Linked DNA regions of Mus musculus: region 1 is linked to region 2. A link is a contact called in ENCODE POLR2A ChIA-PET data. All regions are on one chromosome and are shown on one strand. Each heading gives the region's core, a stretch centred on a gene start or an enhancer-like site at or near the end of the contact. The rest is flanking DNA. Distances are from core to core; before and after follow the strand shown. Region 1 holds the start of Supt4a (SPT4A, DSIF elongation factor subunit). Region 2 overlaps Hsf5 (heat shock transcription factor family member 5).

Evidence for each region. ChIA-PET counts read pairs that join two places held with the same protein, here RNA polymerase II (POLR2A).
Region 1: POLR2A ChIA-PET joins it to region 2 with 11 read pairs in embryonic stem cell. The contact joins the promoter of Supt4a here to the enhancer-like site in region 2. POLR2A ChIA-PET finds 5 or more read pairs at or near these places in 4 of 5 experiments (Patski and embryonic stem cell).

Annotation. Positions count from the first base shown.
Region 1 is chr11:87,735,322-87,741,324 of GRCm38, reverse strand. It overlaps Supt4a (SPT4A, DSIF elongation factor subunit), which reads right to left and starts at 3,774. Exons shown (of 5, transcript NM_009296.2): 1 at 3,657-3,774; 2 at 3,052-3,158. The coding sequence starts at 3,725. It overlaps Rnf43 (ring finger protein 43), which reads right to left. Exons shown (of 10, transcript NM_172448.4): 10 at 5,786-6,003.
Region 2 is chr11:87,636,276-87,642,678 of GRCm38, reverse strand. It overlaps Hsf5 (heat shock transcription factor family member 5), which reads right to left. Exons shown (of 6, transcript NM_001045527.1): 5 at 4,435-4,609. Among named protein-coding and RNA genes, the nearest start is that of Hsf5, 22 kb to the right of the region's middle. Within about 2 kb of position 3,307, at least 3 of the 3 ENCODE cell types and tissues checked have a DNase peak (open chromatin) inside an H3K27ac peak, as active enhancers do.

The DNA of each region.
Region 1 (6,003 bases), core at 2,525-5,024, 98 kb before region 2:
TAAGAGCACTGACTGCTGTTCTGAAGGTCCTGAGTTCAAATCCCAGCAACCACATGGTGGCTCACAACCATCTATTATGAGATCTGGTGCCTCTTCTGGTGTGTCTAAAGTCAGCTACGGTGTACTCACATATAATAATAAATAAATGTTGGAAAATAAAAGTACTCCTTTTAGGTTTCTCAGATGACCAGTTATCACATTCTGATACAGCGATTCTACTAACAGACACCCAAAGCTCTGTAGTTAATCTACATAAGTGTGTTCTTCACGATGGCCAGAGGTAAGAAGCCATGGCATTTTAAAAATCCCTGTTATATATATAATAAAAATAGCAAACTTTAAAAAGAACGAAACCTTTGGAAACTGAAGAGGCAGCTCGGTGGTTAACAACACATACTGTCCTTGAAGAGGACCCCAGTAGCTCCCAGCACCCATACAGGACAGGTCACAGCTGCCTGTAACTCGAACTCCAAGGGGATCTGAGGACACTGGCATTCATGTGCACATAGCCACACACACACATAATTTAAAAACAAAGCATGTCTTTAAGATGTTTAAACAGGTTAAACTGGTAAGGATTCAAAGTGACCCTTGCTTATATCTTACTGTGTAACTCTTAACATCTTTCAACGCAGCTAGCACAGGTGTTCCCTTACAGATGAGAGCGACTCCACTTACATTTTAATTTTTAGATGGGGGCGTCGTCTCATGATGCAGCAGAAGGCTACCCGACACTTGTGTCCCCTGCTCAGCTTGAGAGCTAGGACTGAAGGCTGCATCAACACAACCAGCTTCGTCATTCATTGTCAGCCTTGAACGGCTTGAGGAAACAAAGGGATGGAAATACAGAAATACGCATCTGCACACACAGGAGCTAAAGGCTCCAAATCAGCATCTCTCTCTCTCTCTCTCTTAGATTTAGCTTACTTTCTGTTCATTTTCTTTGTGAATAATTTAGCATTCGAGTACTTACGAACTAGTGTATTGATAAATACATTGTAAGACAGCAATTGACTAGCAACAGTTCATGACAAATACTTGTGAAAGGGTAAACTCATATACTAACAATGGACTAGCCAAAGGGAGCCAAATCAACATCTCTTTGCCCAATATTTTATTCTCCTCTAAAGGACACCAGACCCACTCTCACAGAACAAACACTAGGCGTAAGCCCAGCTTATATGAGGTCTTTAACTGGCCTGCTGACCAGAAGAAACTTAGCAATGCTGCTACCTTGAGCAAAGACCAGACCACTCTTCTCCCATTTTTTGTAGTTAACTCTCTTGGGGTGAGTGGGCGTGTGAGTGTGTGTGTGCGTGTGTGTGTGTGCGTGTGCGTGTATGTGTGTGTGTGTGTTCTCTCCTGCCACCTTGTGGGATCCAGGGATTGAGGTCAGGGTTAGCAGGCCTGCCATCAGCCGCCTTACCCTGCTGAGATAGCTTAGCTGGTCTTGTTTGAGACAGACAGGGTCTCAGGTAGCTCAGGCTGGCCTCAAACTCACTATGTATCTGAGGTTCCCTCTGAATTTCCAATTCTCTGGTGTCTCTCTCTCAGATGATGGGACTATAGGTGCAAGTCACCATATTCACTAAGATACTGTAAGAGGGAGTAGGCTACTGAAACTATACCCCTTCATTTCCAAAACAGATCGTTCATGTAGCCAACACTTTTGGAGGAGCATTAGGAATTAAACCCAGGGCTTTTTGTACATGGTAGTCATGTGTTCTTTGTATGTGGTAGTCACGTGTTCTACTGCTGTATCACACTTCCACCTCTCCAACATTAAAGATCTACACCTCGTACATCCCGTGTCAGGCATTAGGACATAACATAAACATAGTCTCAGCGATAATGGAGCAGACAAGAGTTGTGAAGCATTGTTAAATAGGACTACAGAAGAAGTACACACATTAAAAAAGTTCTCTTAAGCAGGGTGGTGGTGGCGCACACCTTTAATCCCAGCACTTGGGAGGCAGAGGCAGGCGGATTTCTAAGTTTGAGGCCAGCCTGGTCTACAAAGTGAGTTCCAGGCCAGCCAGGGCTACACAGAGAAACCCTGTCTCGAGGTAAAAAAAAAAAAAAAGTCCTCTTAGCCACTACTTAAAACAATAAAGATGAAAATAACTTCAATATTTATTTTTTAATTTTTTTTTTGGTTTGAAATCCACCTGTCTCTGCCTCCCAAGTGCTGGGATTAAAGGCGTACGACACCACTTCCCTGCTTCAATATTTATTTTAATCAAATAACCCTAAAACATTGTTTCAATATTTAACTAATCTTTTAAAAATTCAGATCATTTGACATCCTTTTTCCTCACCCTGAATCTTTGTTTGCTGGTATGTATTTGACACTTAAGCATATTCGAATTTGAACTAGCCACATGTCAAGTACTCAGTAGCTACTGAAAGAAAGATGAAATTTCAAGACCTGTAAGTCATATAAAGTACTCAGAAATTGCTGGTTGTTTGTGAGCCTAGAGGCTGCCTGGGGCTGAGAAAAGAGAAAAACAAACCTGGGTATGCCCCATAGTTAAAACATTCCTGGGAACATCTTGACCATAAGATAAAGGGGAATGTGAGGACATAACAGGGCTATCTGAACTGAGTCAACTACTCACAGAACTCTGACACCCTGCACGTACATGTAATCTTTCTGTTAATGTTTGAATAAGCCAATAGTGTGTCGCTATGCTCAATTCCACACCCCTAAGCCCCTTACCCCATAAAACCCCCAAGCTTTCGAGCCTCGTGGCCGGCATCCGTTATCTCCTGTGTGGGATACATGTCGGTCCGGAGCTCCGTAATTAAACGTCCTCATGTAATTACAGCAAGATGGGTCCTCGTGTTTCTTTGGGTGCTCTCACACTCCTGAGACTAGAGCGGGGGTCCCCGAAAGGGGGTCTTACACTACAAAAGTTTACAGCTACTGGGCTGGACACATAGACTAGCTCTCAGAACTGCTGAGACCAGCTAGTCTTATGACCTCAAAAATCTATCCCATATTAACTTTCTGGGTGCAGAAGTAAACAAAGGCGCGTGAAAGGGGCTTACCCATCAAATGAAGAGCTGGTGCAGTCATAAACCATCTCTCTGTTGCCCTTCATTTGTAGGTATGCATCGCAATTGTCACACCCATCATATTCGAACTGGTCTATAGTCTGGAAAGAAAAAAAAAAAGCAAGTATGAGCATGAACAACGCCTTAATATTTCAACAAAGCCAACCTCTTCGTTTTCTATACAACCCAACACCCTCTCCTCTCCAAACTGTTCCTAAACTCCACCCTCATACCTTTTTGCTCGCGTCCCTAATTCAGCTTACATATTTTCTAGCCTCTTTGGGGTCAGGTACCCTCTCCTGCTACTCTCTCGGCTGCTCTGGCTCCTAGTGTCTTTCCAGTCCACCACAGCAAGTTCACCGAACGTCTGTCGGGGAGACAAACTTGTGCTCAGTTATGCCGAGAACTGCAACGCAGCCCCCAGTAGGCACAGCCACCCGGCTCGCGTTCCGTGGACGGAAACAACGGCTCCCTTAGGCTTTCGGGCTTCCCACTCCCCGAATCTCAGAGCCTTCCTTTCCTGTGTCTGGCCCCATTTCACCCTCTTTCTCCCGTTTCGCCTCCCCGATCGCTCCTACAACCAAGGCCCCAACGGACACCTTGACTAACGAGCACAGCAAACAAGCCCGCAGATGCCGCAGGTCCTTTGGTACCGTCTCCAGGGCCATCCTCACCGATACGACAACACAGGTTCCTCCAGCCGCAGGAAGTAAACAGACCATTACCCAGAATGCCAGACGCGTCGGGCACGCAGCTTCCGCTTCCGGTGCCGGCCATCGCAGGCCCCGCCCCTCCCTCCCCGTGGAGAAGATGGTTCCTCCCGCGGGAGCGCTGGGCGGGGCCGCCCGGTCACCTGGGCCGCGCGCGCGCCCGTCACCTGGTTCGCGAGAGCGAGCGGAAGACGGCGCGCGCGCTGGGAGCTGATGCGCCCGTAGGGGCGGGGCAGCTGGGGGAGGTTGGAGCATGCGCAGGAAGCGTGGAGCGGGGCGACTGGCGGGACTGCGCCTCGCGACGCGGGCCTTTTGATGGAGCCCAAAATGCTCTGGCCTGAGTGCTCTTCAGACTCCCGAGGAAAACCTAGATTGTTTTGTCTGCTTGTTTTATTTTGTTTGCTCATTTATTGAGACAATGCTAATTCCTAAGTTGGCCTCTGAGTACGGGACGGTGATCTTGAACTCCTGATCTTCCTGCCTTCACTTTCGGAGTTCTGGGATTATGGGCGCGCACCACCACGCCCGGGTATTTGACTTTTTGACACAAGCCCCTCGTCTCAGTGTCCGGAATGCTCAGAATACAAGCCCGCCGCTTCGCGCTAGGTTGTTTTAAGGCTCGAGGCAATGAGTCTTGCCTTTCTGGACGCCTGCAGAGACAAAAACCCGACGAGGCCCCACCCCTTCTTGTAACTGGGAGAGCGTGATAGGGTTTCGTTTGCGGTCCCCAGGAATGCTAGCTTGAGCCGTGCCGACGGGGAAAGGGGAGGCGTGTTGGATAGAGGGAAACGCGTATTTAATTCCTCCTAAAAGCCTCTCGATTGCGCGCCTGGCTCATAATTTACGCTTTGTAAAACTCTCGGCACATTTAGACATAATTCCATGGGAACATCTGTGGATTAGGTATCTCACTTCTCATACTCTAACCCCACCCCAGCTGCCAATGTGCTTACTGTGTAGGACACAAAATTCCTCCTTGTCTCCTTAAATGGCACCGAGATAATATCCTGAGCAAACCATACAGAAATACGAGGTCTGGTGCGGTGTGAACAGAGCAAAGGCTCTTGGAATGTAGGCAAAAGCCTGGTCATTTGTGTTTATCTGAATTGGAGCGCTGGGATATAAATAGTTGCAATCCCGCTGTTCTGTCCTTCCAGCCCTTCTCATTGAAACTGAGGGACAGCAAGACTGATTCTAGGCTTTATCCCAAACTGCATCCACATGGGGTTCAGTGACTGGGTTTTAGATACTTTCTAGCACCGGGAAATCTCTTTTCAGTTTGGAATACATTTTCACTGTGCTATCTCATGTAAGCCTTCTATCATCTCTGAAGGAGGATCATTTTATTTATGGTAAAAGGCAGGTATCCTGCTGAGGAGCTGGCTCAGGACCCACCACATATAAGTGGGATTTGATGGTCTGCTACTCTAACCATAGCACTGGGGGCCAGAGATAGGCAGATCCCAGGGACTCCAGGCAAGTTCAAGTGAGAGGCCCTTGTTGTTTGTATGTTTGTTTGTTTGTTTGTTTTGAAAGTCTTTATTCTGTAGCTCGGGCTGTCCTGGCACTTGCTGTATCGATTAGGCTGCCCTCACACTCCTGTGAGTGCATGCACGTGTATGCACACATTCCAAGGTTCAGTATTTGCTTACAATATTGTAAGGTCACAAAGTCAGTCAGTGAAGCACCAGAGTCACCAGCAGCCCAGCACAGATAAATGACTGAATCATGACGAGTACCAGGCACGCTGCTCTCTCTGACCTTTCTGGGGCTTTAAACCTACCCTATCTGACCAGCTTTGATATCACCAATAGCATCCGAAACCAGAGGGAATAATGGTAAATGCCTATGATCCCAGTAATTGGGAGGGGGGAGAGGACCAGTCTGAGGTTATATCTTAGCTGTGCAGTGAACTGGGAGTCAGGCTGGGCCTCAAAAATCCAACAAAAGGAAATAGAGAAGATGGAATTGTTATCCTGAGTGAAAAAATCATAATGAAACAAAACCACAAAGCCAGATCATATTTATGGATAAATATATTAGCAAATAAATACATTTTTTCAACATAGTGCCTGATTCAAGCATCTTTCTGTCTGGTTCAGATATAAATACCCATGTGGGTGCCTGGATGCCAGTCTCCCCATTGACTCTGAGGAGAGAAGGTTCCCAAGGAGGATCCCATGTCCATTTTGCCCCCACCTTCACATTGCAGGCAAGGATACTGCCTGAGGGGCTG
Region 2 (6,403 bases), core at 2,058-4,557:
CCATGTCTTGTTTACACAGTGTTGGAGATCAAATCTACAGGGCTTCATACATGTTAGGTAAGCATTCTATCAACTAGCTATTGCCTTGAAGGGAATATTTCTTTGTCAATGGTTGACAGATCAGTGTTCAGTCGTTTTGACCATGTATCCAACTGCTTCAGGATCCCAATCTTGAGAAGTAGTAGAAAGTGATTTCACAAAGGGCCAGAGGCTGGAGATATGACTCAGCAGTTAAGATTGGACCCAAGTCAGGTAGTTAACACCCACCTGTAACTCCAGGTTGAGGGAATCTAATGCCCTTTTCTGGTCTCCATAAGCACTGCACTCATGCACAAACAAAAACATCCACACATGCACATAATTTAGCACATAATTTAAAATAAAGTCTTGGGAAGAAGAGCTGGCTTAATGTTTAAGAGCACTGGCTGCTCTTCCAGAAGACCAGGGTTCAATTCCCAACACCCACGTGAGCTCACAGCTCTCTGTAACTCCAGTTCCAGTGAAATTGAACATCTTCTTCTGGCCTCTGCAAACATCAAGCATGAAATGGTACACACATGCACATTCAGGCAAGGAACCCAACCACATAAAATACACCTTTTAAATTTAAAAATAAAGTCTTAGAAAGGGCACCCACATATTGTCAAGTACCTTTTTCTTAGATCAGCACTTACTTCAATAATCCCTTTATTCATAAACAAAATCTCAGTAAAGAACATGTTTATTATAAGATTTTGAAAAGTAAAAAAAAAAAAACAAAAAAACAAAAAAACTTTAGAGAAATAATCCAATCAAGTCCAATTACAGGTGTTATCTTCCAATCTAATACAGTCTTTCACATGACCCCAATATAGGTTACCATTAGGCTAAAGGGAGAGGGTGAACAAGTCAGACATCAAACACCATGTTCAGGATTAAAATGATCTAAATGAGATCTCTGGTTGCTTTAACTCTCAACAGGAATGAGTAAAGGTAAGAATGCATGTTATCTTTTTTTTAAGATTATGAAACCCATTACTATGTACAAATGTATATATGACAATTAAAAAAAAAGATTAAAATGCTAAAGAATTAGTAAACCTGTTCTCCAAAGTATGTGACTGTTCAGCTCCCACAGTAATCTTTCCGACTAGTCTAATGAGAAGCAGGCAACAAAAGCTGGATTGGGTGTCTATCAAACTGATGAGGAGAAATGTGACTTATATCCATAATGGAATTTTTTATCCATAAAAAAGAGCAATGTTAGGGCATTGTTGGCAGCTGTGGTGGTGTGCAAACTTGACATGCATAATATAATGCTCTAGGTTCAGTCTCCAACACTTCCTTCAAGATAGAATGAAGTTATGTTGTTTGCTGGAAAACAAATGCAACTGGAGGTAATCATGCTAAACCAATTAAGGCAGTCTCAGAAAGACAAATATCATGTTCTCTCTTGTTTGTGAGGCCCAGATTTTACATAGATACATAAAATCACCTACACATAGAGGACATAGAAGGAGAAGCAAAGCTGTCTAGGGAAACAGAGGACTAGTTGTGGAGTTAGGAAAAGAAGGAAGTGGCAGGCAGAGAAACCCCTTTAAAGTTGTTGGTCAGGGGCGTCCACTAGATTCCCAAAATAATTCAGGCTCTTTCTGTTGCCTTTGGTGGCCTCCCAGAGGTTGAAGGCAAGGCCCTATCCTATTACTGTAGACACCAGGCACTTAGGACACAGGGCTTGGAGGATCTGAGCTGGATCTGACCTTAAAGCCTCGTCCCCAGGACTCCTTCATAGTCCCAGAAGGTGCTGGTTTAAGCTCAGCTAAGCATAACCACGGAAACTCACAAGACAGCTTTAGTCAAAAGATATTTTGAAGGAAGAGGTTCAGTCCGAGCACCATTTTTGTTTTCTTTCAAGGTTTTTGAGCCAGGGTCTCATTTGTGGCCCAGACTGGCCTCAAACTCACAATGTCTCCACCTCCCAAGTGCTGGGAGTATGATGTATATCACTGTGACCGCCCCTGAGTACTCTCTTCATGTTTTTTGAATAAATTCTCAAAGAAGTTCTTAATATTTAAAATATAGGTGACTAATTTGATTAATTAATTTGCCTTTATTGCAATAATCTGAATTACCTTTAACTTGAGGTTTTGTTTTTCTCTAGTGGTTCTAGGCAAGTGTTCTACCAATAAGTTATATTGGTAACTGCATTTCATGTGTTGAGCTGGGTTCACTCTGCAGCACAGGCTAGCCCTCATCTATAATAATAGTAGCAGTCTTCCTGCTTCAACCTCCCAATTGCTACTATTACAGGAGTGAGCCGCTCACTGCATCTGGCTAATTTGAGAATATTACATTAGCCATTGTAAGCAAGGACTGGTGGTTCATATCCTTCATCTCAGCACTTGGGAGGCAGAAGGATGATGAAGCCAAAGCCAGCCTGGGCTACACAATTAGCTCCAGGTGAGTTGGGTCTACATAGTAAGCTCCTGTCTAAAAAGAAAGAAAAGAAAAAAATGTTTGGAGCAGAGTACAGTGACTTGATTTGAATATTAGAAATTTTTTAGATTAAAAAATACAAATGTACTCAAGTCATTAAGAGGGAGGTTTCAAAGCTGATTATGGCACTATGCGCCTGCATATTAATAAGGGTGACCCAAAAGAATCACTGCCTGAGTCTGAGGGTGGCCTGGGATGGGCCCATTTCAAAACAAAGAACCATTTACAAGTGCTCCGGTGTCCAATAGATAACCAGACTCCTATAGCACACACATACAAAAACATGCCACTTATACACATTCATGCCTTAAAGTGTATTTATAATGTGCTTAAGGCACTATCTTTGGTGTCATTAATCTTCTTGTATCACAAATAAATATGTACTCTGTTATCTGTTAATAAAATCCTTAGCATCTGAAGATGATTATTAAGTTACCCTTCATCTTATCTAAGTTAATCTAAATTCTTTACTTTTCTTTAATATATTCAATATTTTGATGGTTCAATTCTTTCATTCGTTTATTGTGAATATGTGGAGGTGTAAGGGGGAATGCACATGCATTCACACCGGGACTGGAAGACTCCAGGTATCTCTATCAACTCTCCACCTTATTTCCTTGAATAAGAGGCAGGGGTCTTCAGGAACCAGGAACTAGGCCGGTGGCCAGTGAGCCCCAGCAATCAGCTCTAGAGTTAGAGTACAGTGTGGACTGGCTCAGCTTTTAAAAAGGTGAATGGAGGCCCCGCCTCCGCGCGGCATTGCGGAACCGGAGCTCCAGGCCGCGCCTCCTTAGAGGCTAGGGAGGTGGCAAGGCCAGGGCAGGGCTGCAGAAGCCCGCGCGATGATCGCAGCGAGAACAGCGGGGTCAGAGCAGACCACGACGAAGGCACACAGGCAGCGAGCGTGACCGGGCCGGGCCACCGGGAGAGCGGCCACCGGGAAGCCGGCGACAGCGGACGACTAGCGCTACCACCCTTTCTGCACTTTTTGCAAAACAGTGGTCAACAGGAAGGCCCAGCAGCTCCTCTCTCCTGAGTGGCAGGCCATCTTCGGACACAGCCTTTCTGGGCTCATTCTTCAGACAACTTTCAATCCCTTACTATAGCTATTTCTAGGTGCCCTTTAACATTGTGAACAAATAGACTGTTTGGTATTATAAAGCCTGTGTGTGCGGGAGCCTGATCCTCTAAGATCTATGGTGTAGCTGCTGTGTTTACAGCTCATCCTCTCTCCACTGTGCTCTGACCCTTTCTGTATGCCCTCCCCCTTTATTTCCAAGTGATGGTCTCAGTCTTCCCAATGAGCTGCCTTTTGTGATGTGATTATTTAAGCTCACTTATTTCAGCCTTTGGATAAACTAGGCTACTTTGCTTCCTGGGCAGATCTTTGGCAATGCTGAATATTCACTTGGGGAGAGAGGAGGAGTTAAAAATACAGAGACACCTACCCCCAGCTCCTCACAGTAGGAATGTGGCTTCAGACCCCTGCCCCCTGCTCCTAGTAACCTCTTGTTCGAGTGCTCTAAGCACCAAGAAGGCACCCAAGGCCCAGCCAGTCTCAGAAAATTTAGCAAATAATAACCCCTACTTGAGTCAAAAACAAACAAACAAACAAACAAACAAACCACACAAAGAAACCCCTAACTGAACAGAGAGTGGAGCTCAGGCCCTCACACTTGAGCAGTGAGCACTTTTCCTTGCTGAGTCGTCTCCCCAAGTCCTCTGAAACCTCATGTTCTTATATGCACTGTTAGGAAAACAACTATTTTATATGCATTTCAAAGGTAGCTATGAATACTAGTTTAAACTACAATTATATAAAACAACATGAGAGACATAATATGACTATAAATAATAAAGATACATAAAATATCATTCATATATGAATTACATCCCGAGGTTCAGTTCCTAGCATTTTAGAGCTATACATTCTAGAGCATAAAACTATTTCATCCTTACCAGGGGACTTTCCTTGTGAGTTGCTTCTTCGCTCTCTGTATCTAGCTGGAGTGGATAAACCTGTGTCTTTAGTAGACTTGTTAGCAGGCCCCATTTCTGAAATAAGGAATCCCATTTGTTCTGAAGGCAAGATATTCTCCGAGGGATTGGTCTGGCATTTTATACTGCTATCCACCTAAAATATTAAACACACTTATTATTCTTACACTTACCTCCAGATACCTACTAAAGGTTAATAATATATATTATCAAAGACATCCTATTAAAGGACAGGATCCCACAAGCATGTTTTCCTGCTTGTGAAGGTCATTACCCTTGATACTGTTGATTTACCCATATTCAAGAGTAAGACATAGGTTTCCCAGATTCTCAAGCCCTTGAAATGCACACGAAGCTAAAATGTTTACTGATGAGCATACCATGAGGCTGAATGCTTTTAATGACTTACAATATAGTAAGACATTTAAACACAATTGCTGAGAGCCACTATGTATCCTTTCACTGTAGAAGGACGTTTAAGCTGACACCCTTACTAGTTGACACTGGGATGTCACAGATAGGCAGGTGTCAGTGGGGAATGGACACGATTTTTCTAGTTTTGTATTCTGTACTGAATACATTATCAAAATCACATATACCTCACTCTCTATAAAATCTCTATCCATCCTCGTTAGAGTTTCTTTGGTTCCAAAATGTTCTTTGGAATGTTAAAACCCTTGGTCAAAACAACAAACTTCTGCCATGTTGTTCTTTATAAGTTTATTTAAAATATAACTGCATTATGAAATAAAGCTAAAAGTTAAAATTCAGCTTTCAAAATGAGCTACAATAGTCAAGTATATTAAGGAAACCACTGTGTATGTGCAGTTCAAGACATGCAATCCAGTAGTTTGCATATAATTATGAAGACACCAAAGCTTTTATTTCTATAGGAATGCTTAAAATGAGGCTGAAATTATATCATCATAACACATATTTTAATGGTCTCAAAAAGGACAATGAATTGACAGAAATCTAAATGCATTTAGGATAAGGGTATAACCCAGTGGTACAATGCTTGCCTAGGTAGTGAAATTATATCAGCTGGGCATATCTTTTAGTGTATCCAAATACAATAACTTAACCAGAAGGAGCAAATATCTGTATTCCATCCCGTTAGTACTATCGTCCACCACTACCCCACCAATACCCCCACCACCACCCTCCACCAAAGTCAGAGAGAGAAGATAAAATTAAAATCTTTATACTTACATATTATATACATATAAATATTTTCAAAAGAACTACATACAACAATACCCTATACAGCAAACAAAATGAATCGGGTATGATGATATATGACTATTATTCCATTACCTGAGAGGGAGGAGGAGGAGGATATACAGGTCCAAGTTATTCCTGGCTAAAATGTGAATTCCAGGTCAACATGGACTGCAGGGCTACGCTGGTGTGTATACAGTAATTATAGATTTTTCTTACTTTCTTGGCTTGAGTATCAGCCATCCCCAGGTGGCGCCTCCCTCCTCAGCATCCCAAGGGCGGGGTTACTTTGGATGTACTTTTCATTAATTAGTTTTTGTTTGATTAGTAATGCAAGATTAGTAAGAAATATGAACCCAGTAAAGTCATTAATAGCATTTTGTGATGTTATAAAAAAAAAAAGGTAAGAAATTGGGGCTAGAGAGAAGGCTCAGCAGTTGAAAGCACTGCTGGTCTTGCAGAGGACCCAGGTTCAGTTCCCAGGCTGGCCTTGAAGTCACTATATGCAGCTCAGCCTGTCCTCAGACTCTCAGCAATCCTCCTGCTTCCATCTCTTTAAGTGCTAGGATATAGGCATGTGCCACCAGCCTAAAAACAGTATTTAGACCTTAATCAATCAATTCGCCTCTCTAGAGGCTCATTTCAGACTATATCACAGTTGGAGAATGGCTGGGGTTAAACTTCTGAGGGTTTTTTTTTTTTTTTTTTT